Regions from separate parts of the Mus musculus genome. Here region 1 is linked to region 2. Evidence: chromatin loops called from intact Hi-C (ENCODE). Cell type or tissue: left cerebral cortex. All regions are shown on one strand. Links, peaks and the distances in the headings refer to the core of each region. The heading gives the core; the rest is flanking DNA. Region 1 overlaps Fgfr2 (fibroblast growth factor receptor 2). Region 2 overlaps Fgfr2 (fibroblast growth factor receptor 2).

Evidence for each region. Peaks named below come from ENCODE experiments on the same cell type or tissue, not always from the same donor. Only the 100,000 strongest peaks of a DNase experiment are listed, where the experiment ranks them.
Region 1: it touches region 2 in a loop (2.8-fold over the local background); 6 of 42 quality-filtered maps call a loop at or near these places.

The regions. Positions count from the first base shown.
Region 1 is chr7:130,251,486-130,266,460 of GRCm38, forward strand. It overlaps Fgfr2 (fibroblast growth factor receptor 2), which reads right to left. Exons shown (of 18, transcript NM_010207.2): 1 at 14,309-14,975; 2 at 10,264-10,581. The coding sequence starts at 10,429. Among named protein-coding and RNA genes, the nearest start is that of Fgfr2, 7.8 kb to the right of the region's middle. RefSeq lists a promoter at 14,656-14,881. In left cerebral cortex, for the core only: a CTCF peak has its summit at 8,742; DNase peaks (open chromatin) are centred at 8,776, 8,969, 9,598, 10,544 and 2 more places; H3K4me3 peaks cover 3,140 bases; H3K27ac peaks cover 3,477 bases.
Region 2 is chr7:130,166,230-130,181,204 of GRCm38, forward strand. Fgfr2 (fibroblast growth factor receptor 2) reads right to left here. Exons shown (of 18, transcript NM_010207.2): 12 at 14,136-14,246; 13 at 11,446-11,636; 14 at 6,588-6,710; 15 at 5,383-5,453; 16 at 3,510-3,647; 17 at 1,474-1,579. Among named protein-coding and RNA genes, the nearest start is that of Gm39096, 79 kb to the left of the region's middle. In left cerebral cortex, for the core only: no CTCF peak of the experiment used is centred there; DNase peaks (open chromatin) are centred at 7,943 and 8,355.

The sequences.
Region 1 (14,975 bases), core at 3,761-11,760, 85 kb after region 2:
AAAAACCAAAAAAACAAAAACAAACAAACAAAAAAACCTAGATGTAGTGAATGAGACAGAGACATCTCCAGGGAGCCTGCTCACCAGCCAGCTTAACCTATGTGGTAAGTTCCCAGTCAGGGAGAGACCCTGTCAATAAAACCAAGGTGGACAACACCTGCATAACTGCCATTCATCCACTCAATGAAGTCACACGCCCGATTACAGCCTGGTCCCTATAGAAAGTCCCTAGAGCATTAGGCTAAGTTATCATAGGCCCCCGGATGCAGGAAATAAGGGCCCTAACACCAAACTACAGACAGGCCCAAGAACCACAGGACCTAAAGCAGCTACAGCTTGGGGACCTGCTTGCAATGAACTAGGGAGATTGGCTGGTGTTCCCAAGGCTGAACTGCATTCCAGAGGCAAGTTCGAGAGGACTTCATGCTGCCTGTGGCTCTTTACAAGCTGCATCTGGAACAAGCTCACCTCTTTGACACTGAGGTAAATATTCAATAAATGGCATACACTCAAGTGGAGATATTTGCCCTCTAATTCCCTTAAGGGGCAGATCGATGCCCAAATCCTATATGACATTTTCCTTGTTCAGAGCAGCCCCTCCCTTCTCCGCTTGGTAAGTACTTTCTGAATAAAGAAATAGTTTTCAAGTGCCCTGGCTACAAAACCAAGGTTAAGAGTTAGCTAAAGGGCAAAGCTGCCTCCTGCTTCTCTGACTCTACACCTTTGGGGGGGTATTGTTCAGCAAGTTTATTTAAAGGGCTTGGCCTTTCTCTGCTCAGCAGGACCCCAGTTATAACACCATTCAGAGACTGCAGATGTGTCCCCAGGACCTGACCCCTCCAAAGCTTCCCAGCCAATTGCAAATGAAGGGCCAGCAGCTGGAGGCTGAGGAACAGATGGCCTTCCTCTTGGAATGGGTTTGATCCTGTTGCTGGGGCTCAGTTAGCTCAGGCCTGCATGGAAGCTGGAAGGGAATCTCTGCTGGAGGAATGGTCCGCAAGTTGCTGGACAGCAATGACCTCACAGAAAGCTGCTTTCAGGAGAGGGCAGGGATCGTTCTGGAGCGGGGGGCCACACCATCCCAGCTGGTTAACACCACAGGACCTAGAAAGGTAGGCCAGAGCCAGAAGGATCACTTTTCTGTAGTGTTTTGCGTTGGGGGGGACGGACGGACGGATGGACACAGGACTCTCTGCCTCTGCCTGGGGATGCCATCCAGGAGGACTGAAAGCCACATCTGCTTGGAAGTTCCAAATTAAGATGGCAGCACCATGGTTAACCTTCCTCTCCTGCCCCACAGACCTCAGCTTTGCCTGGAGGGAAGGCTTTCAGAAAGCAAGCAAATCTGAAAAGTGGCTCCCTTCAGACTCAGCCACTGAGTCTAGGAAGATCCAGGCGAGGTGCCCAAACATTGTGGCTTCCCGAGGACAAGGTGTGTCACTGTGCCAGGCAGGGAAGTCATCATTACTCTGCCCAAGAGAAGCAGGGGTTTTCTGGCCTCTCAGCCCTGGCCATTTCCTTGCCTCCATGATGGCTAGGCAAGAAAGCCATCAGAGTGAAGTGCCAGGAAAGAGACGTCAAGGGGAAGCTACAGCGCGGTGCAGCTTCCTCAGACTGGCCACCCCTTCAAGGGTGAACACTTTTCTACAACAAAGATGAGATGGGAACTGGCTAAAGTGGTGCCTGCCTGTAATTCCAGCACTCAGGAGGTAGAGACAGAAGAATTGGACGTTCAAGGGCTACATGAGACTCTAGGTCAACCAATCAGCCAATAAGTTGGGAAACTGACTCAAAGGGAACTAATTACCCTGAGACTAGAAAAGCACATCTAGAGATGCCATCTTCTCTCTACCAGCCTGGGAAGTGGTCGTTATATGCAAAGGCTGTACAGCTCTGAGGGAAGCTGATGTGGGTGGGTCTTTCCCTTCAGCAGTGACCTTGCCTTACTTCATACCTGCTGTCTCTGAGCATCCCCACCCATTTCACAAATGACCTCTACAAAGATCAGTATCCTAGTCAGTCACTGTCACCTCCATACCCAGCTGCGACCAGAGGTCACTTTTTTTTTTTTTAAAGTCACCAAAGTGAGCTTTGCTGGCTTTTAAAACGGCTTCATTTCCTGGCTTCTTTTGCCCCTAGGGCCACACTTCTCGTTCTTGGAATTTTTTTCTTTTCTTTTTCCTCCTGGGGGAGAGGGGAGGAGATAGAGATGGAGAGAAGATAGGTGAGTCCCTAATCTCTGGAGAAAAAAGTTCCCGGAAAGGCCTCCACACCTGTCCTTTTCATGACCACAGCCTGAAGGAGTTCCAGGTAGTCCAGTCCAGGTGGCCTTTGATTTCCCACCTTGTTGCAAAAAGGAAGAAATGCTGAAAGGAGAAGCTTGAAATGCTATCAAAACAGCAACTCAATGAAGCTAAGGTCTGGAGGATCCGAGGAAAGGAAGACCTAACGATGAGGAACAGTCAGGCAGGAGCAAGGTGGCCCTTCTTGTTCTGAGCTTTTCTCCAGTGACTCAGCATAAGTCAGCGTCTAGGACTCTGTGCTGTGTCCCACTGGTCCCCACGGTAGCAGAGGGTATGGACCAACTCCCTACATCGCACCAGAACTACAGAATATAAGTGCTAGAAAATTTTTATTGCCTGAAACTCTTCTTCAAAGGACTTAAGGAAGTGGGTGTGGGGAGGTGAAGGAGAAACAGAACCAACCAGCCTGTCCTCTGAAGTTTAAAGTCCAAAGTAGGGGTGAAAAAAAAAAAAAAAACAAGAGGGGTGCCTAACACTCCATCAAATATCTATCCTCTTGCTGAGGAAGGAGGAATGAGCTGTGAAATCCATCTTCCACCAATTAGTTCACCTAAAGGGTGGGTGTGTGGTCACTGTGAAGGTGTCCGGAAACCACAGCATCTCTAAGAATTGCAAAAATTTTATTCATGAAATGGGATCCTGGGATCTGCCTGTTTGTTGGGAAGGGGCAATTTGTCAACATCCCTAGCACATGTGAGCCGCTTACAGGCACTTAATAAAGGCCTGGCGCTCTCAGCATCTGCACCTTCAGCATCTTATCACAAGGCACGGAGCAAAGAGCAGGAGCTAAGGTGTCTTCATGGAAACCATCATTAGCCCAAGGACTGAGTTGAAGGACACGATCTCACCCTGAGCCTCTGCCATCACAAGCCCCTCTTAGAGGAACCATGCACATGAATGTCCAGCTCTTCCACTAGTCTGGACCCCAGCACAGTTCTGTGAACTCCCTGCCATACAGCCCACCGGAAGCCCAGCACCTAGCTCCCCTGGCAGGCAAATGGATGGTGGCATTACAGGAGAAGATGGCAAAAGACAAGCAACACCTGCAATGGTGGATGGGTTCTTCACTGGCTTGGACAGGGCACAGCACACTATAACACATCCAACACACCCAACCAAGCTCACACCCAACACACCCAACCAAGCTCACACCAACCTCTCTACCACCCTTCACTGGCCTACATCGATTATTTGAAAACCTCAAACAGAGGACTCTCCTGCCAAAATATACCCATGACCATGACATATTCTCACTATGTGCTGGGTGGCTACGGTTGACTTCCTTAACAGAAGAAAAAAAAAAAAAGTCAACCTTGAACACCTAGACTGTAAGCAGATAAAGGGTCACATGTCTAAACACCAGGGGGCTTGCAAAAACCCGAGGGCAAAAAAAGAGTTGGATAAAGGAAGGCCTAAGGTCTGAAAATCTGACATTTATCATTATAGATTACAAGGCAAGCATCATATTAGGTCTTTGAGATGTGGGTTTTATTTAGTTTGACAAAGGTGTGGGGTGGGAGGAAATCAGCACTTACCCTGCGCCTACACTGGGCCAGGAACTACAGTCCAGTGTGTATTCAATCTGTGCAATTTAGACAGATATTATCTTGGAATTTCAACCAGGTTATCTCACTTGACTAAGGTCAAGTAGATAGTAGGCACATTCAAACTCAGCACCCAAGGGCGATTTCCTATGAGACTGTACCTCCAGAAAACACAACACATACTATTCAAAACAACTTTACTTAGTTTCTACTTAAAATTTTAAGTCAAATGTCGGATCAGATCCCTTAGTCTTTAAAGACCTGAGTGGTTTTAAATCTGAAACACATAATCTATACAGGTTACACATTCAGCAAGGTACCTGCTACAATCAGCTAAGCAACAGTCTTAGTGGCAGTCCAAGGGGTTGAGGTGGAATGGGGGAGAGGCGGCTTGAAGCAAGCCACATGACTCTAGGGCTAGCCAACTGTCAGCTCTCAATGTGAACTTGAAGGGTTTCCAAAGAGAATAAACTTGACAGAGATCTCTAGTCTCAAAGATCTCCTTTTGATCTATAACAGCACACCAAATTGGCCATTTTCGGTGTTAGATACCTTTAAAACACTTGGCCACACATGGGGGGGGGGGGGAACCAGTATTTGTAAACTGTCAGGTATAAGAAGTGAAAAACAAGTTCCAGGGTTAGGAAACAATGTGTTGACTTCCTTAGTGCTCAGGATTGAGATGTCTCAGGAACATGCTACATAAATAACACCCAAATAAACATGAGGCCGGGTTCTCCTTCCTGAATCTGTCAGCATCCTCCTTAGGAGCTATTTTTAACATCCTCATAAAACATGGTCACCATAACCTGGAATTCTCTCTGTCCAGAAACGGCTTGGGATTCATGATTCTTTAGTTGGACAAGAAGTTAAAGAGGAGGTATGTGATAGTTTAGCTCCCTGACTTGACCCAGCCAAGAGCAAGCAAGTGGACTTTCATTTATTCTCAGAGTGTAGAAAGTCCACAAAGCCTGTCACTGCCTATGGTGGCTTCAAGCAAGCAAACAGCACATTCCACATTTAATCCAAGGGCTGGAGAGCCACGGGGGAAGTGAAGACCACTGGGTGCTAGCTCAAAACCACGTAGATAACTCTATTTCCAGGGGACCGCAAGTCCTCTTCTGGTCTCTGCAAGCACTAAACATATACATGGTACACATACATACATGCAGGCAAAACACATAAAGATACACATAAAGATAAGTAAGCCATAAAATCCGAGGCCAAGTTTTTCAAAATTACAGAAAATCAAGACACATGCTCTTCAAGGATGCCGGACAATTAGGAGTGGAAGTTGAGGTAGGGGGATTGAAAGTTCTAGACCGACCTGAGCTACAAGGCAAATCCCAAGCCAGGCTGTGGGAGATGCCCATCTAAAAAAAAAAAAACCAAACCATCAGCTACCAGCCCAAAAGAAAGATCATAGTTAGTCCTGACGGTTAAATACACTTTCGTAAAACTACAACTTCAAGCTTTCTGGGGTGTGTGTGTGCGTGTGTGTGTGTGTGTAGTCCTGGCACTCACTCTGTAGACCAGGCTAGCCTCAATCTCAAAGAACCACCCGCTTCTGCCTCCCTAGTGTTGGGATTAAAGGTGTGCACCACTATCTTGCTCACCAACTGTATTTTAAGAAAAAGCTACTACTAAACACCTTTAGTCACCAGTGGGACTACCATCTTGGAATTTTTTCCCATCATTCTCTACGAAGCCACAAAGACAGTAAGGGCAAGGGCAGCCCACATGAGAAGGGCACCTGCAGGCAACAGTAGGTCAGAGGCGCTGGCCCCCAGCACCTGGAGATAAAGACAATCAGGAGTACTTCCCTGTGGGTGTTGGGGACCCAACACTGGTCCTCTGCAAAAGGAGGAAGTGCTCTTAATCACAGAATCATCACTTGCTCCAGCCCCTACAGGGACAGTTCTGCACAGGAAACCCATAATTATCTGTAAAATAGCCTGCAGCATCCCTTCCCCCAAAATAACTCCTAGCTGCTGACCAAGACAAGACACCCTGCTGGATCGATCCCAGGGATTCAATCAGAAATGGAAAAGTTAAGACGGAGCCTGATGAAAGGGACTTAGTTGTCTTTTCATGACCACCCTAACTATGTAAGTAGCCAAACTGTCTATAAGTGTGGCACAGGGCTACTGCAGGCACGGGGCTACTGCACGCACTCCACAGAGAATGTGAACATTAAACATCCCCTTCCTGTTTAAACACTACCCCAGTTATTTCATAACCATGTGATTATTCATTAAATCAGATATTGGAAACATCTCATATTGGAATGCTTGGTTGTTTGAATTCTCACCCTCAACAGAAAAAAAGAAAAAGAAAAAAGAAAAAATGTTGAACTGTATTGGAGCAGAAGAGATAGCTCAGTTTTTGTAAGTCTATATTGTTCTTGCAGAGGATCCACATTCACTTCCAGAACCAACTCCCGGGCTAGCATCAAAAACCTCTGGCCTCCAGGGGGACCTGCACTCATGTGCACAGGCCTACACAGACCCCAATTTAAAATAATTTAAAAATAAGGCTTAAAAACAGCATAAAGTCTTTAGAGGCTATCTGAGAAGGGGTGGCTATTTTTTTTTAAGTAAGTTATTTAGTCTTTTAACTGATTGAAATAAACAGGCAACATAGACAGACAGGTACACACACACACACACACACACACACACACACACACACAAACTTGCTCTATTCAGATCAGTGGAAGCCAGCAAGAAAGAGTTATATAAATGCCAATTTTCTGGGCTGGCCAGATTTTTGCTCTAGAAGTAATATTAAACACAGTTCCTTGCCCATGAATTGTGAAATACACTATATTCTAATAAAGAATGTGTACTTCATTGTGTGTTTAACAGCATGCGCCTGCATTTGGTTTAATTGACCAAGAATAAGCCCTTGTTCCTCAGCGAAACTATCAAGTTACAGTCAACTCTTAAATATTCACACTCACACTGAGGAACAAAAAATGCAGATAATAGGAAACACAAGACTCCTGTTAAATCATCCACTTGCACCACGCAGATATTTCTTTTCTCTTCTTCTAACTGGCAATTAAATGTGGGGGGCTGAGACCACAGCATGTAGGATACTCTCTGACAAAGGACTTGAACTACCCTGTGGTGGTGGTGGTGAGGGGGGGGGAACCCTTCAGCAGGTCTCCACGTAGACCTCACACTCACGAGGTTTTCGCTGGCTCACTTCAATCCGGAACAGCATCAACCCAGAAGACTGCCCAAGAAATGGTGGGTGTTTTTTAAGGCATGTAAATTACTCCCTCACTCCCACCCCCACCCCACCCCCAGGCCGTCCCTTTGCACTTAGCAGAGGGTGGGAAAGTAATTAAGGGTTTGGGTTTGGGAAAGCCCTTTTATTTTAGCTCCTACTGGGCTGGGGTAAACAGATTCCCTTAATGTCAACAATGACTTAATTAACCAGAGCAGGTGACAACGTCAGGGGGAATCTGAAAGTAAGAGCCGAGACTGGCAGTAATCAAGCTTGACTACACTGGGAACATTCAGGATTTGAATCAACAGAACAGTACTTAGAATCGGGACCACCCCTCCGAAGTCCCCAACTGTTGATACTGTTGTCCTTTGTCACAGGGATGACCAGCTGGATACAATCATTTCTATTCTGAAATACCGAGGAAAATCTTACAGAGATGACTGCCTTCTTAGGTCAACTGACTTGACCCAATCCTGCTGCTGCCACTTGAGAAAGTGTCCAGAGACACACGGACAGGATAGGATTCGGGGTGAGGACATACATTGCATGGCTACATACACTGCACAGAACTACATGACTGAACATAACATCTCCCTAGAGGGTCAAAAGGGCTCCTTAGTAGTGAGGCACAGGCTCTTTCTAGGAACTTCCTGATTACATATTTGTCCGGCCCAATAGACATTATCTAAACTGAGCTTCTAAATTAGCAAACGGATGCCTTCCATGGTAAAGCTTCAGGAGACAGAAGCTGAACTCAGTGTTAGCTGAAGTCCTGGCTGCATCAAATATGGCGGCTGGAGAGATGCACATATGCACACATTAGACACCAGAGCCTAGCATGGAGCCTAGCCTCTAGCTTGATGGCCTGGATGTCAGTGGCAATGTTGGTCTAACAGACAAGGAGAGTGAGCACAGACCCTGCCGAAATCCAGCATCACCACCTCCTCCATCCAAAAGCAACATTCATCTCAGGGTACCGTGTTTGCTGCACTGAGAACTGTGCACCCCCTTGTCCCCAGCTTGCTGGGGATGGGGATGGCCAAGGCCACCATCAATGCCAGGAGCTGTGCTTTCTGCTTTCTGTCCAGGTCACTGGTGAAAACTAAATCTCTTGAGCTGGTCCTCAGAAGGCATCTGGGGATGGTACTACTGTTCAGTGACTATTGATAAAGAGATCCCACCAATCAAGGCTCTGGGGTTTCTCTGCATTTCCCAAGCTTGCTCTGGTGAAACTCCACACCTTGAGACATTTTCCTTTTTTCCTTTTTTCTTTTTCTTTTCTTTTTCTTAGCGTCTCCCAACTCTATATGTGATTCGAACCTCATGCAAACTCTGAGCCTAGCAAAGTGTACCCAGGGGCATTGGCAAAGTGTGACCTACAACTTCGGAGACTTCTCAGCCTCCCTCCCTAACCTTACATGTACCTACAGGTCCCCAGGTGGTGGGATCTGCTTTCAACAATGTGAGCATTGTTGGATATCGGTTCTTACACAAAGAGCCATTTGGGGGACTCCAGCCCACTGTCCTTCCTCTCCCCCACCTGCCTCCTCCTTGCGAGTACAAACATCTTGTAACCTTTCTGAGGTAATTAGATGCAGTCCAGGAAACCCTCCAGGACCATTTTATACTCTGCAACTGAAATCAACTCACAGCAACACTGCCCCGAGAGTCCAAATGAAAAATGACAATTCTTTCCTAACCGGGGCTGTTTCTGAAGCCCACGCTGTAGGAAATCCTAGCTCAGCTTCCTTAGTTAGTGCTGAGCCACACACTCCAGGGACAACCGGCAATTAGGGGGACATCCATTTTAATTATTAACAAAATTAAAGAAGTGCAGACCAGACTTTCAGAAACCCAATCCTTTCCCCCTCACATTAAGCCCTTTGAAAACATGTCACTGTTGCAGATTACACTCTCCCTGACGTCACAGGATAAGTCACAGAGAGGTGGTTCCGGAAAAGGACGTGAGGCTGTATGTTGAACACACCTCATGCACAAAACTCCTACCTCATTTCCTTTCCAAAGATACCTGGTAATTTATAACATTTCCAGGCATCTGTGTGGCCCGACATACACACAAAGCCAGGGAGAGTGTCTGTCTGGGTGGATCTTACTGGGGACCCATTTCTCAAGCCCTCCTCTCAGATGGGTACATAGCCCTCCTTGAGGTCACCCTTGGGGGAGGGGTCCTGTCCCTCCTACAATCCCCCTCTGGATGATCTGGATGAATCAGGACCCTGATTCAGTGTGCATAGCCACAGCAACTCAGCTGACCTGCCAGCACTCAGGACCGTGACGGACTCCAAAGCCAGCCGGCACCAGGTGGGCCCTCAGCAAACACGTTCATTAAGTGGCGATGAGTGCTGCGATCTGCAGTGTCACGCTCGGATTACCACTCAAAAAATAACTCGCCTACCAATATTCCCTCCTGATGACAGATTCCCGTGCGGCACCAAGGAGAGAGGCTTGGCCACAGACCACGTCTCTGAAGGACCTGGGAGAAGGACCAGCGCTTTGCCCAGCTCCGGATTTCAGCCACGTCCTCCTCACAACTAGCTTCTCACATTTGCAACCAAGTGTGCAAAGCCAAACACACTAGTGAAATCTGGCTTTTCCCCAGATGGGGGAAGACTCTTGGCAAATTCACTTTCCAATCTTCCCAACATGAAACCTGCCCACTCTGTGATGCCGGGTGAAAGCACAAAGAGCTTACACCAGCTTAAAAACCGATCCAGCATGGCACGGCTCTCCATGCTCAACTTCAGAACCTTCTTTTCTCTTAAACAATGCGGAAAAAGAAAAAAAAAGTCAGCTTTCAGAGGCTGCCTATTTCCTTTAGCCAAAAGATAGTGTGATTCAAGGCTTTTCCCTCAATCTAGAGAGCAACTGCAGAAGGCCACAGTCACCCTGCCAAGGTACGTCCCCTCCAGAGTGCTGTAAGGCACTGGCTAAACAAGAACTGCCACTGCTTCCCTCACCCAAGCACAAAGAACAGAGCAAACCAAACCACTCCACTCATGCCTGGGAGACAAGACCCTCCCTTCTAAGCTCCGATATGATGCGGAGAGAGACTACTCATATGGCAGCCGGCTGAAACAGGCCTCCCACTTAAAGACCACTTCCCCCAGACACATCCCCAAAACGACTTGGTACCCTTAAAATGGCACGCATGAACTTACCTTCTGGTTCTAAAGTGGTATCCTCAACTAAACTGAAGGAGGGCCGGGCCAGGGACAAGGTTGCCATGGTGACCAAGACCAGGCAGATGAAGCGCCCCCAGCTGACCATGGTCACAGTGCCAATCCCTGGTCCTCTTCCATATCTCCACGTGGACGGTAATCCCATCTGCACACTTCTTCTGAGACCATGGGCTACCTGCAATGCCTTCAGCCCACAGGGGGCTCAGGAGCCAAAGCTCTGAGGCGGCTGTGCTGCTGTTGCTGTTGTTACTGCTGTTCCTGCTCCCACTGCTGCTGCTGCTGCTGCTGTGGCTGCCACTGAAAGAGAGAGATTCAGCCAGATTCAGTTTTTTCCCCCAGTGCCAACTTGCTTAAACCCAGATGGGATAAAACCATTTCTCAGCCTCTCAATACATTCGCAAACACATTCTTTCTCATTATCGGAAAAGCCTTCCATCCTCACCTCAGCGTCCCAGGTGTTTCCAGGCTAGTCCACAAGCTGCAGTAGGCTAATCTTTTTTTTTTTAAGCTTACTTTTAAGAGACGCAAGATAAACCATCACTGTAGGACCCAGCCACCCAGCTCTGCAGCGTGCCCTTCCGTCCACTATCAAAGCTGCAAGGTTGCTGAAGCAACTTGACCTTCATTCCTTTCAAGGGCAACTGCAGAAAAACCTGAGTTTAAAACGCTGGGCTTGGCATGGCCAGCCTCATTAACGTCTCTTATTCCAGCTGGCCTTTAAGACGCTGACTGGAGGAAGGGTCTGCTCTGAGAACCGCATTTCAGCTGAGCTGAGCGGCACGTCCTCGCTTCAGAACGGTTCTCAGAAAGAAAGGAGACCAACAGAATCAAAGAATCTCAGGAAGGCTTCAAAAACATTCCCACCAGTTTACACTTGTCAGAATTCATTTTCGAATGCAGGCGTGTATTTCAATCTTCCGCCAAGCAGCCACTTACAAAGAGTGAGTTTAATCCAACCGGGGGATTCAAAGCCTGAATTCCCTTCCACTGACTACAAGGCAGTGTACAGGCATACTAACTAAATATCTGCAACCGACGTCAAAGGGGTAAAGATACAACCCTTGATGAATAATTCAAGATTTTATTAGTAATGGTGATGATACGTACAAGCTGCCCTGGTATGTGATTGGCCTGGGAACTTTCAATACGCTAACCTATTGGCTAAACCTCCCAAGTATCAGTTACAAGGGGGCACTCAATTTACTAGATCCAAAGCAGAGAATTTCCCAAAAAAAAAAGCTTACCACAGTACAAATAACTTTATGTTTGTTCAGTGTCTTCAGTGACTAATCTTTGAGTCAGAATGCACGAGCTTTAGAGAATCTGCTGAAACCAATGGCAGGAAAGGATCGCACAAAACCATGGGCTTTGGATGCTGGGATGCCCATTTTATGAGACTGGGGATGGGTGAGCGTTTTAATGAAAAAGAGAGAAAGAGAAAAAGAATTCTAATCCCGTGCGCTTTTGATGCTTTCAATTATGACACAGGATTTCGACACTGCCAGAACCTCCGTCCTAAAATCTGTTCCTTTCAGCCTTCACTGAGACTAAGGCAGAGAGGACGTACCATCTCCAAGAGGGGAATAGGAAGCTGCTGTTTGGTTGTTTTTTTAAGCACAGGTAGAATGGTATAGCTAACAACAAAAGCCAGGGGTATATGAGCAGTTAGGTGCCCAGTGTTTTTAGTTGGCTGGAAGGATTTTTGTTCCCCCAAGTCTTCTTTCTTCTTAAAGCCAAGAGTCACAAAAGATAATTCCTTGTCTATTTCTACATACCAGTCAAAGGAAAGTGCACAAACATTCTCGTTGATTTCCTAAGAACTTTCAGAATGCAGGTAAACTCCCCTCTCCAGCAACTTTGCAATCTCAGGTCCCAGTAGGTCTTGAAGCAGAGTGCTGGGCCCACTGTCTCTACTAGCCACTACCCAGGAGTACCTCAGCTCCAGCTGAATGAGGAAGATGGCCAGTGCCCCAGGCTGACTCAACTTGAACGTTCGTTCTTCGAAGTCCCAGCCCCCACAGGAGCCCCCTCCTCAAACCTCTGTAAGGCGAGAAGTGACGGCAGCAGGTCTGCACAGCTCCTCACCGGAGTGGACAAAAGTGCTGAGCGACCTCCTAGGCAGGATAATTAGGTCCCAAGGCTCCGTGTTGGGAACACAGGCCCAGCATGCTGCTGGCGGCCACAATCCCAGCTTCCTGCCTTCAATACCATAATCCTTCCTGGAGGCTGAACCCCAGAGAAAGCCCCAGCGTGTTTATTTTTCCCCCTGAAAGGATACTCTCTTCTCAGCCTACGAGGGAGGAGTCCTCACCCTCACTCTGACGGATGGCTCTTCACGGCCACCCGCCCCTTGGGGTCATCTCCACACAAGTCTGCCTCCAAAGACAGGCAAAGGGACCCGGCCGAAAGGGCCCGGCTGGTGAGCTTGCGCAGTGTTATACACGTTTACACACTCTCCCCTGTCCTGCAAGAAGGCAGGTTAATTTAAGGCAAGCCCTTGGGGGAGGGGGGCGGTGCGACGGGTACTGCTACCTTAAAGGGTAGTTCCAGGATACCTCAGCGGGCAGAGCAATTGGCATTTTGTTCTCAAGTGGATTACTCCTGGGAGAAGTCAACACTCCCAGGTTAATACTAAATGTAGCCTCTCTACCCTGGTTCAAGGCTCCCTTACTTCTCCACGGGGCTGAATAGGGAAGGGAGCTGTCATGGGCTCATGGGGGGGGGGGACACCAAGGGGGGGCCCTAAACACAACGAAACCCCAAAAATATAAGCTGTCGTAAGTAAGACCATAATCCCTGACCTACTCTTTCAGTGGGTACTCCAAGCAGTTTGGGGTGCACATCGCCACCCCACTTCATTGTAGCATTTCTTTCATTTGTCAGCCTGAAATATCCTGTTTTGTCCCACTTCTTGGGGCGCTAAAGAGCTCTGAGAAATCTGCATTTTAATTGACATTCCAACGAGAGCGAGAGGGGCGCCTGATTGCTTTTCTATTCAAACTAAACAGGCTTTTCAGATGAAAATGAGTCCAGGCTGGTGGAAGATTTACAGGGATTTGGGACGCTTGGGACAATAGAGTTTTAAATGTTGATAGCGTTTCACACCAAACACATAATGGGTGCCGTGGATTTGAAAGCAAGTCTGCCTTTAAGGGTAGATTTTATTGAACTGGGGGGTGAGGTGGGGGGGAGAAGGAAGGTCTTGGGAAGTTTGCAGGGGCACGGAGCCGAAGCCGGCCTCCCGCGCCTGCCCCCTGGCCGCGAGGGTGGAAGCCAGCGCCACGCAGGGCCCTCGACCGATTCCCCCGCGCTGAAAGAATGAGCGCGCAAGTTAGAACTCGCCTGTGCTTTCAACATCTCGGCGCGGCAGCGGTCGGAGCAGCTAGGCGAACTAGGAAAAGTCGGTCCAGTTCGCCCCCTAGCCCCAGGCGCGCGGCGATCCCTCCTGCGCCAACCGCTGTGGCTGGTGAGGGATGGCCAGCACCGGAATCCCGGACCAGAGCCACTGCCTCCCTAAAGGTGTCGTCCCGGCATCTCCATCCCTTTGGGGATGTTGCCTGACCACACTCCAGCAGTTTCTTCCCAAGAAAGGATCTCTCATAAGGGTTTGTGTAGTACCAGGCTGGAGCTTCCAGAATCCAAGGACCAGGCACCCCAAAGATGCCCTTCCCGAACCGCCTATGGGCTGTGCCACTGGCAGGCGGCCCCACGGCGCGCCGGCTCTGAGCTCAAAGGAACGCGCCCAGTAGGCAGGACTGTGCCCGCCGGAGTCTGACAGGAAAGGGGTGCCAGCGGCAGAGGCAGATGTCAGCATTGGGATGGAGGTGCTGAAAGAACTCCCCCAAAGCCAGCCATCCGCATTCATCCACTCCTCCATCACCAATACAGTCAGAGACTGACAGGGTGCGCCCCCAAATAGGTTTACCCGCGCCTTCCTCCCGGGGATCCTGCGCCCCCGCATCCTCCCACGGCACCCACTTTCCCGGCTGGCGAAGCTCCCAGAGGCGTTCGGCACGACGATTACCTTGAATGGCAGCGCTCCTCTGCGCTCGGTGCTGCGCCGGAGCCCAGAGTGGATCGGGATGGAGCAGGCGATGATCTCGGAGGAAAACTCCAAAAAGAGAACGATTCCTTGGGTAGCAGCCGGCGCCAAGGTTCCGAGGCTTCACGCGCGCCGGGGATCGCAGAACAGCTAGGACATGACACCGGAGCTGCTCTCGGATCTGGGCAGCAGCAGAAGAAAGGACTGGAGCTTGGCGTTGCCTACTCCAAACTTTGCTGGCGAGTAGTGAACACTCGCAGCGCTCAGGAACGCTGAGGCCCGGGGGCTCACGCCCGGCCCCCGCCAGCCCGGAGAGCAGTCGCCACGCCGGGCCAGGAACACACAGGCAGCCCCCGCGCCGGAGCTCTGGCGGCCGCGCGTTCGATCGTCCGTGCGCCCGTTCCGCGCCTGCCGCCGCCGCCGCTCGCCTCTCCCGGCTCTCTCCCCTCGCCGCCCGCGCCGCCGCCGCAGCCTCCTCGGGCGGGTCACGCCCCCCGCTGAAACCCGAGCCGTTTCCTGGACGGCGGCGCCCGCTCTGCCAATCAGCGCCTCGCGCTGGGGCAGTCCCGAGCCCCGCGCTGCCCCCGAAGCCTAGCAGCCGCAAAGAGACACCCGCCAGGCAGGCGAGGGGCCCCGCCGCGCTGCCCGC
Region 2 (14,975 bases), core at 4,329-12,328:
TTCTAGTTTCTAAATGAAGCTGTAACCTTCAGATCTGACTGGGGGTGGGGGGCAAGTATCACTGGATTCCAAGCCTAGGGTTAAAGGAACTTAGGCTAGAAACAACAGTTTTGGCAGGAGAAGAAAGTTGGCTTTTTTTTCCCTCCCCCCCTTGAACTATTCCTTTCCTTTCAACTTCTGAAGGTCAGCTGTGTTCATTTAAATGCAAGCTCTCCCTTTATCCAGTACAAGCCACAGCCAAGAGCACAAGAAAGGGCTGCCACGTTAAAGCTTTATATCTCTACATTGGGCCGGTTTTCTTTGTCTTTTTATGCGATCTATTTGTTTTTTAAATCAGAAATCAGCTGTATTCTTTCTTTTCCTTTTAAGGATCTGGGAGATTCAAAACCTTTTCTTTATTGGTGTGAAAACAGCTGCATCTACCTTTTCTTTGGGAGGAAATATTGTTTGGTTCAGAGAATATCTCAAAATTCATGTAGAGTTTCCCTGGACTGTGTGGGCCTAACTGCTCATAGAATATTCCTTCTAAAACCCTAAAGATTGTTCAATTTATGTTGAAGCCAGAGACAGGGCTTTATATAGGCAAAGAGTAACAGAAAATGCTATCTTTGGTGGGCATAAATTATAGAGAAAATAAAATATTTTATGTGTGTATTCATATGGATTTGGGTGTTCATGCATGCGGAAGCCTTGTTTTATGAGACAGGAGCTCTCTTGGGACTTGAAGCTTTCCTTCTAGGCTAGGTCAGCAGACTATTGCGTTCTAGGGGTCCACCAGTCTCCGCCTCCCCAGTGCTGGGATAACAAGAAAACCCCACCACACCAGGCTTTCCGTATGAGTGCTGGGTATCAAACCCATGTTTGTGTGGTAAGCACACTGCTGGCAGCTAGCTCCCCACCCCTCAACCCCACCCCTATGATCAATATTTTAACTACAGACACCAACTGTCACTTAAAAATTCTGTCACTTAGAATTATACAATGTAAGTCACACATGATATGTATGACACACATGCCACACAGAAAGATCCAAGCCACATGCCTTCCCAGACAGGATCACATAAGGCAAGTGACATGTGGAAAGGACAGAATGTCACTGCCTTCCATCAAGTTGGTCAGCCGCTGAGCACAAGCAGCATTCACACTAACCAACAGGACATGGGATCCGGGGCGCATGTTACATGCCAGCACCTTCCCACGCATACCAAAACACTACCACAAAACATTTCCACCTCTCCCTCTGCCTACACAGACACCCTGGGCCTCAGCCTCCAGTCTTGTGAGTCAGAATTCTCAAAGTTCCGTTCTGAGAAGGAAAAAAAAAAACCCTGACTGAAAAGGAGCACACAGTTTAACTCTGCCTGACCCTAAAAATGGTGGGGGCTCCCAACTCCAACACTGGAGCTTGTATTCAACAAACAGGCAATTCCTGAGCTAAGCAGGGGCTCTGAGCTTCTGGAGGGACGCTTTTACCTCATTGGTTGTGAGAGTCAGAATTCGATCCAAGTCTTCGACCAACTGCTTGAATGTGGGTCTCTGTGAGGGTACAGCATGCCAGCAATCCCTCATCATCATGTACCTGCAGAAAGGATTTCTCTGGTCAACTGGTGTCACCAAGCATGTGACATACAGATGTGGTTACTTCTAACAGGTGGCATGGAGACAAGCCCTAGATAAGAAAATGTAACTACACAAACACTACCATTACAGAAACTTCTCTGTAGACAGAATGTTATAGGAGGGTGGCTCTGTACCCAGACAGAGGTAGGTGTGTGTGTGTGTGTGTGTGTGTGTGTGTGTGATAGAGGCTTCACCTCTATCTCTGTGACAGTGTGACCTACCACAGCATTGGATACTTTTCAGAATCCTCTAGAGAGTGGAAGGGGACAGGTTTACAGCCTGCCTCCCTTCTCCTTCCCCAAATGCTCCCTCTTGAACTACACTTTGGGTTTTGTTTTAAAAAGTCTGTTGACAAAAGTTCCTCAGTTTTTTTAAAAAAAAAAAAAAATCAGAAACTACCACTTGAAGGTTTGTGCCAACTAATCTGCCACCAAGGAGCTTTGCACTAACTTCCTGATCAACTCTCGGGGCAGTCCGAGCTTCCCGCCTTATCTTGATTATGAGTTTCGACAGACCCTCTATGTTAGAAAAAGCGACAGGAACACGAGGCACACAATAAATGCCTTTATATAATACGCTATAAAAAGTGGCCATTCATTAGCCTTCCACTGTACACCAGAAAGCGCTCATGGGATTACTGCTCTAAAATCCCCATGAAGAAACACACAATAGAAGGCGGTCTCAGGGACAATCGCTTTCTTAGTTTGCCCCAGAGGAGGGGGCAGCACCTCACTGCCCAAGGCACGCGTCATTAACACAACACAATTTCTCTTACAGTGTGAGGGAGGCATTCCTAGAAACCAGCCCACACTTTCATACTCAGAAATGGTACCCCAATGATGGCATCCAGGTAAACTTGGAGTTCCCAGCTCTCAAATATGGGTAAGCAAACACAGCAACCCATTCAATCTGAGGAAGTGTGGTTGATGGAATGGCAACTTTCTTTTCATATTTTTTGTTCTTGCCCACTCTCGTGTGTGTGTGTGTGTGTGTGTGTGTGTGTGTGTGTGTGTGTGTATGTATGTGTGTGTGCGCGCACACACATGCTGGCCTGCATGCGCATTTGGGAGTTGGAGGTCAACCATGGATACTGTTCTTCAAAAACCATCTATCTTATGCTTCGAAACAGAGTCCCTCGCTGAGACTTGAAGTTTGATGGTTTAGGCTAGGCTGCTTGCCTAGCAAGCCCCAAGGATGCTTGGCTCTACCTCTGCTGTCTGTGGGATTACAGGTGCGTACACCACTGCCCTCAGCTTTTGATGTAGATGTTAGGAATGAATTCAGGTCCTTATGCTTGTGTGGTAATCACTTTACCAAATAAGCTACCTTCCCATCCCCATCACTTTGTAAAAAATTAACTTTTTTTCACTTTATTTTATCGAAAAAAGGGTCTCATTTTGTGGCCCAGGCTGGCCTCAACTTTGCCTTCCTGCTCCAGCCTCCATAATGCTGGGATTATAGTATGAGCCACCGTGCTTAGCTGTCGTGACGATCATCCGTGGTTAAGGGTGCTTTGGAAGGAGCCCATTTCCTACTTGGGATTGCCAGCACTGTGAACAACCATGTCTATTTTACAGGGGCAGCCCCAAAGCATCCTAGCATGCCTGACCTATGGAGTACTCCTGTCAGTGTGTGGCTTTCCCTTCCCATGGCAGCCAGATTTAAGGCCCACTCCACACACTTTGGCAGGATGCTGCTCATTCTTTTGGATAAGCCACAGTTGTCTGTGTAAGTATCTATCTCAGTACTGGGATTGAACCCAGGCAACTCCAGCCATTCTTCTTAGCATGCTTAGAAAATGGGAGCCTGAGGAACCCAAGACATGTCTGGAGAGAGGACAGATGGGATGAGCCCACTGCACTGTCAGCAGGGGTGGCTACAGCCCTTACAGTTCATTGGTGCAGTTGGTGGGCTTGTCCATCCTGTGTCCCTCTTTGAGCAGCTTAAAAAGTTCCTCCACGGGAATCCCTGGGTAGGGTGAGCCCCCTAAAGTAAAGATCTCCCACATTAACACCCCGAAGGACCAGCTGCAAAGAAAAGAGAAAACATAGCATTAGTAATGCGTCCAGATTGCAGAAACCTAAACATGTCAGTTAAAAAAAATAAACACCCACTCACTTCTTACATCCATAGATAAATGAGCCCTCCCGCAATCCATCCTACATGCCCTTTCCTGACCCCCAAGGAGCCTCCCTAAATGAGGACGACATGTGGATGGTCTGATGGAATTTTCCATAGATAGACAAAGAGCCCCACGGCCATCTCTTAAAGTTCTTTGTCTTTTCTGTGGTGATAGTCATGCGGTGGGGGGGGTGGGGGTGGAGGTGGGAGGGTCTTGACTCCTTGACTTCAGACTTCTCCTCTCTAAATCAGCCATCTCGCTGTGTGGCTGACACAAGAACCTGGATCTACAGATGACAGAATAAGGCCAGAAAAGATGACTCTGTGAGAGGATGCCTGTCCTAGATGGCGGGTGGAGCACTCGCAGGGCAGACGCTGCGACTTGGTGTGATGTGAAGGGACCCAGCACAGGGCTGGGATTAGCATAGAGGAATTGCATGCTCCAAGAAAAGAGCATCAGATAGCAGAGAGTGAGAAGAGCTCTCAGGGCACTCTCCGTACTTGATTTCACAGAGAACCACATCTGGATTTCCCCAACCGAGTTTGGAGCACTAAGTCTATGATACAATCAAGCAGAGACTCAGAGGTTAGGTATGTCCTGCACACCGACTCTGTAAGGTCAGCTTCATCACTGACACTGTCCCTGGTTTTCTACCAAGCAAGGGCCACAATGTAAACAAAACCAGCTCAGAGCCTCAGTGTATTCCCACACAAGTTAAAAACTGTGACTTATTCCTCCTAGGAAGGCTGGTGGTGTAGATTCAATACCTGCATCAAAAATCTTAAAAAACCCAACCAAATACACAAACAAAATCCCAGCACATCCAAATTAAAAACAAAAACAAAAACAAAAACAAAACAACAACAACAACACTGTTGTCTTTTGGAATAATTCTAGACCCACAGGAACTGGCAAAAAGGAGCATCTTTGGCCCAGTTTCTCCCAATAACATCTTTCAGCTAAATTCCCCAATCTATAATATCAGTTGGAGCCTGGCTCTAACAGTAGTTTATATGAGTCATCAGAGAAATATTATGTAATTTCTACTGTATTTCTAGGATGTTATCAAAGGTTAAGAGAAGACTTAAGATATTGTAGTAGCCACAGCTAGCAGATGTGGTGGTCATCCCAACTGATCGTGTCTTATCCAGCATCAACCTATCAGGACAAGCCTGGGCCAGAGAAGAATCACACACTCCTAAATCAGAAGGGTTTCAGTCTTTTCTTTATTCTCATTTTTATAAAGATACGTACACACTACATATCCCTGTCTAGCCTTGCACTTACTACATGTGGTCTAGGTTGGTCTTGAATTTACGGTCCTCCTGAGTGCTAGGGTGTACATGTGCACTTCCAGGCCCAGCTAAGAGTGTTTCTTTAAGGGAGTGAAGAGCATGCCACCCACTCAAGAGAGGAGATGGAGTGGTGAGTGATCACTGGAGGTACTTCCACTCTGGCAGCAGAAGGCTGGTATCTCCACCTTCCAAAGGTAGGCAGATCAGTAACCAAACACTGGGCACCAGTCTACCATAGACTCCTGCCATCTGAGATCCCCGACGCCCATGCCTTCTATGGACAAGTGAGATCTGTAATATTTCTGCAACTCAACCCATGTATAAGCCAAGGACAGAGTTACTTACACATCGCTCTGATGAGTGTAAACTCTATCAAAAAGGGCTTCAGGAGCCATCCACTTGACTGGAAGTCGCCCCTGTAAGAAAATGGAAAAGCCTGTAGGTTTTACAAGAGTACTGCTGTGGGCCCAACAGAACCACGCCCTATGTAATTGTACCGACTCATTTTTGTAGCCCACAGAGGCCCACAACTTACAATTAGCCCAGGGTAGGCCCAAACTCTTGGCAGTCCTCCTGCCTCAGCTTTTGAGCTCCCATACCTGGCTACCTAATCTTGCCAAAAATTAAAATAAAGGACTTCAGAACCACATGGGTTGGTTAGGTCCTATAGCATCTTCCTGAAACATATGGAAAGAGACGCTGAGCCATGGAAGACAAGCCTGTGCATTGCCTGGAAGGCAAGTGAATGCAGATGAAAATGACTGTGTTGACATGCACAGGGCCCCAGGAAGAAAACAAACAAACAAACAAACAAACAAAAAAACTGAGGCCCCAGATCAAGTCCCAGGACTTCCGGGCTGGTTCCAAGAGCCAGGTCTGGAAAGTAGACTTCTTACTTCTGTCTCTTTCTCATTTCTCTACTCCAGCCTGTCTTGAGTTTGAGCTCCAAACCTGAGCACTCATCCAGCACCCAGTGGTAGGCATTCCTGGCTCCCTTGCACACCACTTCTGGGTATCCACATTACAGTCTAAACTAAATGAAGACACCCCTTTCTAATGGGTTTCACCAATTTACCACTAGGGTAGGAATAAGCTCCAGCTAGCTCTGTACATAATGGCTAAGATGCATAGATTTGGTTCTTTGAATAAAGTATCAAAGTGACATTTCTTTATATGCTCATTATCATCTACCTCCCTAGCACACAAATAAACTCCAATCAGCCTGGAGGCAAAAATGAACCCAGCAAATGTCCAAGTTCTAGTGATTGCTATGAGAGCTGAGCCATCTCGCCATCTCCTGCTTATGAAGGCTCTTAAGAGAGCCACACGGAGCCCTGGAGGCTTTTGCTTGTTATTCTGTATAAAATAGCACTCTGTATATCCTAAACCTATCTTAGAGATATAGCCTAGATTTGCTGATCAAGAGTTAAGCAAAACAACAGAATGTAACACAGAGGGGGAAATCCCCTCAGTTCTTCCACCAATAAACCTGTGTCATTCATTCTGTAACCTTTGCCACGCCTCTCCCCAGTGTTACATCATATACTCACATTTGTGGTCTTTTTATAGTAGTCTATGTTGTTGATATCCCTGGCCAGGCCAAAGTCTGCTATCTTCATCACATTGTTTTCTGTTACCAACACGTTTCTGGCAGCCAAATCTCGATGGATACACTGCAATCAAAGAAGAAGAAAGAGAGATATAATCCCAACATGTTTTGAGAACCAAAAGAAAAACACTCTTGGAAAAAAATGCAAGACAGAAAATAAACCCCAAGTCAAAAATTGGGTGCAGACTACTGCAAGAGCCATCCTGGGCTGCAAACTCAACCAGCTGACTAGCATCGACAAGAGGCTCCCACAAGGCATGGTAATCATTCATTGTAATCTAAATAAACAAACAAAGGCCCTGGTCATCTCAGAAAGTAACAGTTGATTATATAACCACTTTCTCTTTTATCTTCAAGTGTCTACAACACTGCTGTATCTCCGGTAGCTTCACACAAACTTGACATCAGATACCATGCTAAAGTCTTTGAGCTCACACTTGCTCTCTCTACCCAGGAAAGCCTGACTTTCAGATGACAAAGATAAACTCCAACAGTCTTCATTTCATGGCCACTTCTCTAACAATGTGACCTGATGTTCTACAAACAGCGAAGCCTAGCTCTATCATTTCTGCCTTTCCTTTCCCTACGTGGTGTCTAGTCTGGCCTCTAGGCTATACAAAGACCCTCTTCACTGTTAGACCCAACTGATCTCTTCTGTTGCCCCATGTCTGCCATCTCTGCAGCTCTGGACACTGCAGAGGTCTGTTTCTAGAAATGGTTCCTTCGTAGCAGCCTCCCCAAATCTTCCTCTTGCTTCACTCTCTTGCAGATTCAGGCTGACTCTTCTCTTCCCAAATCCCTTAAAGCAAAGAAACTGTGACATGCGGTTTGCGTGTTTCTTCGATCCTGTAGCATCAATTCTTAGATGCAGAAAGCAGCTGCAAACCCCTACCTCCATCCTGGCCCCTGCTGAGACTCAGGATGTTTCCACAGACAGTTGTGCCCTCTTGACATCTTAAAGCCAATGCTTCTACTCCTCTGATTCTTTTCTGTTTGATTTTTAATCAGAAAGGATCGTGCTCTAGACTCGAGTCCTGACCATTCCAACTCCTAGATGGCTCCAATGTCTGTCCTCTACTGCTCATCCCTTCGGCCAGGCTGTGGTCACTGTCCTTCCCCTACCTCTGTGGACTGCTGCCCAGAAACTTTCTTGATTCCCCCTTTCCATCTTTTACATGATGTGCTTGCGACACAGCCCAGCATGTCCTCTCCTGGCTCCCTGCCCAGCCAGTACTCATCGGTCCACATTCTTAGGTGCAGTTTGTTATAACAGCCAGCCTGTGCAGGGGTGAAACTGTGTCTGTACATACATCAGGACCCGCTACTGCTATGTTTGCTAGGATACATCTGATGGGAGGATGTTTTGTGCCAATAGGAACTACGGTCTCAGGAAGGTCTGGTCATTACTGTTTGTTTCCAAAGGCCAGGCTTTCCTTCACATGGATCTACCTCTGTGTTTTAGAAGTGCATCACCCTCAAATGCCTTTATATAAGTTACAAACCAAGGTTAACTGTCACATGAAGCAGAGAGACTTCCTCTACTGGATGAGCAAACTAGGAACGCCTTATTGTAAGCTCTCCATGAAACGACCAAGTAAAAAAACGAAACCAGCCTAACTGTGTTTGAAACATGAATAAAGAATTATTTTAACTCTGCCCTCACCCACGCCCAAGCATCCCCTGTGTTCCCTTGCATGTGTGGGTGGGCCAAAACTCAGAGACGAGGAAGCAGGCAAGCCACCCAAGTCTTCGTGTCCCCAGCCAGACTAGGAGCAGGAAATCTGAGAGCTCCCGGGGCTGCCTGCAGCTAGTTCTGCCTGGGCTGGAGTGCAACGCCGGTTTGGAGGCCTCTTCAAATTCAACTTCCAAGGCCCTGGCCAAGTTCTCCTGGTAGTGTGTTCCTGCTGACATGTGCTCTCTGAGTTTGGCAGTCTGAGTGGTCAGAAGAATCTAGCTTCCCCTGCAGGGGGCTCCGACCACACAGAGGCTCAGCTGGGACAGAGAGGCTGCCATAAGCCACTGCTACCTACCATCTTGCTCACTCTCTATCCCAGGAAGCTGGAAAATACCAAGAGCTAAACAACTACACGGTGTCTGGCCAATGTAGGCTCTCGAAAGGTGGCTGGCAGTCAATGATCACCATGTTATTTGTAAGGACACGTCTATGCCTCGCTGTTTCTGCAACCCCCAAATGTACTCATTCTCTCTTTGCAAAGTTCATGTGACAGCCCTTGCTCCACTTTACCTACTGGCTGCAACCTAAAAAGTCCACAACACTGGGGTGGGTCAGAACCATGAACATAGTTGTGGACCAGCACGCTCCTTCCCCGACTCTGAACAGGGACAGACAGCTGATCTCAACTTCAGCCCAGAAACCCTTTTAGTGGCACCAGGGGTGACACTCTCTGCCTCCTTCATCTCAGCTTCTCCCTAATTCCCACCATATGGAAGTCACACCCTCCTCTTTGGCCTCATAACGATGTGTGGCCCTTCATGGTTGAGCTTCATCCTCTGGCTTGCTGTTGACAACTTCTCTTAACTGGCTCTCAGAGATGTTCAATGCAAGCTCTGCATTTCCTACAGAAATTACTCCCTGCCCTGCTTCCTGGCTCCTAGGTCTTCCTCCCATTGGGAAGGTTCACCACTGTTCAGTTTCTCCAGTCAGACATTCTTGTCTTTGATCACTCTGCTTCCCCTAATCAAACTACTACCATGACAGCAGAACTTGCCCAGATTCCAACTACCAACTTCTTTCAGTGTCTTGGGACCTGATAAAGTTTGACCCAAAGAGGAGCTCAGTGATTGCAATGTACCACACACAAGAGCAAACTGTAAAGCATACAGGACCCTGAGACTCACCTTTGATAGCTCTACATAGCCCCAAGGGCCAAGCTCAGGGTCCCAGCCTTGCACTGTAAGGCCCCAAATGAAGAGGGGCTTTATTGAAATGTCTCTGATAGTTTATACACTTACTCTTTAATTCCACATTTACTGGCATCCCCCCCCCCCCACTGTTACTCATGACTCCTGTTTTGAGAAATCAAGAATGACACCTCACTGGACAGCCTGGCCCAGAGAACAAGTTCCTGGGGAGTCTTGAGGACTAAAGAGGACTAAGGAAAACGAAGAGCCAGTTCTACCACTGCCCCATCAGCAGCAAGCCCACTGCATGCAAGCATCCCCCATCTCCTACCAAGAAGGACACACAGCAGCAACCAAGCCTGGAGCTGACAGGCTGCCTACGGCTGACTGCCCGGCCCAGGGTTCCATGTGCAATAGTTCAAACATGTCAAGAGGAAATCATGCCACAGCTATCCACATCTGCCAGACATTAAATCAAATACACATATATGTGCGTGTACACATATAAACACATATACAAACATGCACATACACACATACATATATATATATATGCACATGCATGTATACATATACATAAAATGCAGACATCTTGGTTCCTCAACATTTCCTAACCTAAAACCCAAAACATTTGCAGTGTTGGTGAGATGTCATGAGTGGAAAGTTTCAGATCATAAACCTTTGTTTTATGCATAAAATTATGAAGGATACTATGGCTATCCTGAAGCTCACTTTGTAGAGCAGACTGGCCTCAAACTATCTCTGCCTCCCGAGTGCATGCACCACCACTGGCCAACAAATGTCTGTTTCTCCTTGATAAAGATTTTCTCAGGGGCACCCTGCTCCCACTATGTGCACACACACCATGCATGTATAAAATCAGAACTCAAAACTCTTCAAATTTGGCTTCTTAAACCCTCTATATCAGAAAGTTTTATAGTGGTTTCAAAAAAAAAAAAAAGAAAGAAAGAAAAGATAAAAGAAGGAAAACGTATAAGCTATAAGCTGTAAACTCTCAAGAAAATAGAAAAAGAAAAAAGTAAATAAAACAAAGCACAACTTGGAGCACATACTAACTCTAAGCCATGTTCCCAGGTGATGGAGAGCAGGCTGAGAAGCAGTATGTGGCACCTGTGCCATCTGACCAGGTCACCTCACTCACTCTTAACACTAATGAAGCCCCTGGGGGAATCCAGATTAATGACCCTTCTAGTAGGCCAGGCTCCAAGTCATAGAGAAGCGCCCCTCCAGGGGATCCTTTGTCTTTGGCAACCTGAGGAGTTAGAGACAATGGAACTGCAGCAAGCTCCACTCCAGGTAGGAGCCAAGCATCTCTATGGGAAGAGCATAAGTATGGAAGTGAGGAAAGGTATCTTAGGTCCTCTGAAATCCCCATGAAAAGTCTGAGCACCTGCCTCACAGCTTCCAGAATAGCTGGAATGCTTAGCGTTCCATTGTAAGTGGCTGGCTTGGAATGCCAGCCATTTACCTCAGGGGACCTGGCCAACTTCTGACCACAGAGTCACCGAAGGAGACAAAATAAACAGATATCCCAGACTCTTGATGTCAAAAATACTTCTGTGCTCAATCTCCATTCTCAGATCATTTAATTCCACATCGAGCTCAACGGTCTAAATTTAACACCCTTAACTGTGGTCTAAGCTCACTCGATCGAAGCCAGGTCATCCAGGAGCATCTCACCTGCCCTGCCTCAAAGCAGGGTCCGCTCTCCGGCAGTTGTTATGAGTTTGTGAGGCTGCCTCTGGCCTCTCAAGAGTCCATTAAACCAGAACGTGAATAACACCACAAATATTTTCCAGGTTGTATAAGACAAGTGAGGACTAGATCAAGCAAGTGAGCACGTCTGAACCACCCAGCTTCCTCAAAGACACTTAACCGGCATTTGCATCCAACCAAGTGGAATGGGAAGGACTCACTTTTTGGGAAGCCAAGTACTCCATGCCTCTAGCCAGCTGGTAGGTGCAGGACACCAAGTCCTTGAAGGTCATCTGCTCCTCGGGGACACGGTTAATGTCATAGGAGTACTCCATGCCAGGTGGCCTCCGGGCTCGGAGGTATTCCCGGAGGTTGCCTTTCGATGCATATTCAACTATGACGTAGAGAGGTCCTGTGGCAGAGGGGAGAGGCTCCTTAAAGCAGGGAAGGCTGGAGGAACTATTCCGGGGTGACTCAGCAAAGGCTTTGGTCATTACAACCTAGAGTGGATTTGTGGTGCTGAGGAGTAAACCCAGAGCCTCGAACACAACACGGTAGTAAACGCTAAATAAGTATACCATCACTTGAGGTAGCCCCAACCTTTTTCTTTTTTAAGGTTTTACCACTCAGAAAGGCACGGATAACTGGGAGCACCTCCATTTCTAATCTTTCCAAAATGATGATCAACACAATAACTTCCAAAGGCTTAAAGAAATAAAAGACATAGTTGTAACAACTTTCCTTTGAATGCCCTTCTTCCCTCTAGAGCAGTGATTCTCAACCTTCCTAATGCTGCAGTCCGTTAATACAGTTCTTCACGTTGTGGTGACCCCAGCCATTAAATTATTCCATTTCTACTTCATAACTGCAAATTTGCTACTGTTACGAATCATAATGTAAATATCTGTGTTGTCTGATGGTCTTAGGGGACCCCCTATGGGGGTAGAACGACTCACAGGTTGAGAAACACTGCTGTCTTCCTGGAAAAGCAATGTCCATCAGAAGCATGGCCATTCTAAGTCCCTTGAGCTCCTTTGTGTGTGTACGTACATGCATGTGCATATACATATATTGTAAGGATAAGTAAATACTAAATCTATAGGATGAAATAAAAGAGAGAATTTAAATGGCTTCAAACAGCCAGAGCAAGGGGTTGGTCCAAGGGTTGGAGAGAATGGTCCCCAGGCCACATCCCCACATCCTGCCCGATACTGGTCAGGGTCATCACATTTTATTGTCACACAGTCACACCCATTCATTTCTCTATCATATAAGCTGTTTGTTCAATACAATGGCAGTGACAAGTACCTGTAACAGAGACCACAGGTCCACAAAAGTCTAAAATACCTACAGTAAATAATACTGGAAGAAGGTTCCAGTCTCTGCACACCTAAAGAGAAGCTGCGCAAGCATTTTTCAAATCTACTCATCACTGTCAAGCTGATTTCTAAAGTACCAGTAGGCACTCCTGAGAGCAGCCAGGAGCTCACTCCCCAGGGGGTGGGAGATGGGGGAGGGAGGGGAGACTGCACTTTTCTTCCACTCTCTCTGTGAAGCTATTCTGCTCAGCCATCTGCTGCCTAAAGCAAGACAGGATTCCTCAGTCCCCATTTTGAGAGAACTTCTCAACTAAAGCATACTGCTCTTCTCTTATTTTAAGAAATCTCTCTTAGCCCCATACACAGCAAGAGCGTCAGCAGAAATTCCTTTCCAAAGTCCCCACTTCCAACTTTCCACGCCCCCTAGAGGGCAGACACAGACCTGCTGTGTACCCATGGCTGGTAATATCTTCCTAAGGGTAGAGTTAAAGTGACTTTTAAAAGTTGTGTCTGTATGTGTGGATATGTTTGGATTTGTATATGCAGATACACGTGCAGGTATGTATGTGTCTATGTGGCAGCCAGAAGACAGCCTTGTTTTTTAGACAGTCTCTCACTGACCAGGAACTCACTGAGAAGGCTAAGCTAGGGGGCCAGTGAGTCCCAGGATCCACCTCCCTCTGTCTCCTCCTTAAGAGCTCTTTTTTTTGTTTGTTTGTTTTTGTTTTTTTTCGAGACAGGGTTTCTCTGTATAGCCCTGGCTGTCCTAGAACTCACTTTTTAGACCAGGCTGGCCTCGAACTCAGAAATCCGCCAGCCTCTGCCTCCCAAGTGCTGGGATTAAAGGCGTGCACCACCACGCCCAACTCTTTTTTTTTTTTTTTTTTTTTTTTTTTTTTGGTTTTTCGAGACATGGTTTCTCTGTGTAGCCCTGGCTGTCCTGGAACTCACTCTGTAGACCAGGCTGGCTTTGAACTCAGAAATCCGCCTGCCTCTTGCCTCCCGAGTACTGGGATTAAAGGCGTGCACCACCACTCCTGGCAAGAGCTCAATTTTAAATATGGATTCTAAAAATCCACTTCAAGTCCTCATGGTGCAAGGCCAGCCCTCTATTGATTGAGCTGTCTCCCAGCCTCTACTTTTGTGTATTTTTGAGAGAGTCTTCCTAGGTATCCCAGACTGGTATCAAACTTGTAACTCTTCTGTCTCAGCATCTTGAGTGCCTGGGATAGGTGTGATGGGAAAATGCATTCTTTTTTTTTTTTTTTTTTTTTTTTTTAAACATGAAGTTAATTTTTTTTTTAATTTATTTATTATTTATTATACACTGTAGCTGTCTTCAGACACACCAGAAGAGGGCATCAGATCTCATTACGGATGGTTGTGAGCCACCATGTGGTTGCTGGGATTTGAACTCTGGACCTTTGGAAGAGCAGTCGGGTGCTCTTACCCACTGAGCCATCTCACCAGCCCGGGAAAATGCATTCTTGAGATGCTCTAAAAGCAGAAAGCCAAGAGCCCAGTTGTTTCTAGTTGAAGCCTGGCAGTCAGCGGTGTGGTGTGGACAGAAAACACACCCTTCTCGTACTCACCATCCTGCGTGCAGGCCCCCAGGAGGTTGATAATGTTCTTATGTTTCCCAATCATCTTCATCATCTCCATCTCTGATACCAGATCAGACAGGTCCTTCTCTGTGGCATCATCTGTGAACACGAATTAGACAAGCCATTAATCAGCTGGTTTCTCCCAACTCCCAAGCTATCACTCTTGACCATCAAACTCTTAGAATACCGTGGAGTTGAATTTTAGAGCCAGAAACACTTCCCCATCTAATCAGTGAAGAGATAAAAGCTGAAGCCGGTGAGTGCCATGCTCAGTAACAAAGAGATCACCAGAGGGCACATGGGCAAACGTTGGGACCAAATCTAGGCCACAAGACCAAGGCCAAGTCTTTCGAAGTGAAGTACTTGATTGTGAATTAACCCCACCCTCTGATGTATCCAAGGTACCTTCTAGAAAGCATGTCAAACTTCCTGATGCACCCCCAAAAAACTCCAAGAACAATGGGGAGAAAGCCATAGGAAAAACATTGGGAACCACTAGAAAATTTGTTTTTTACACAGCAAAAATTCCAGAGCCTTTAGCTTATTCAAAGTTAGGTCCAGGCCCATAAGCACATCTACAAATGTGTGTGTACACAGAAACAGTCGAGTGAGCAAAAGAGACCTCTCTAAAGCTCCAACTACCACCTTACCAGAGATACAAGTCACATCTCACATACATGGCACATACGTGGCAGAGGCCCAACACAACATGGATTCACAGAGAGCTTCAAACAAGAGGAAGAGCATTTCCAGGGTACTGTGCTCTCCTCTCAGTTAGTTCTGCTGTCGTTTGGATTCTTGTAATGCTAGGATGCAAACCCAGTACCA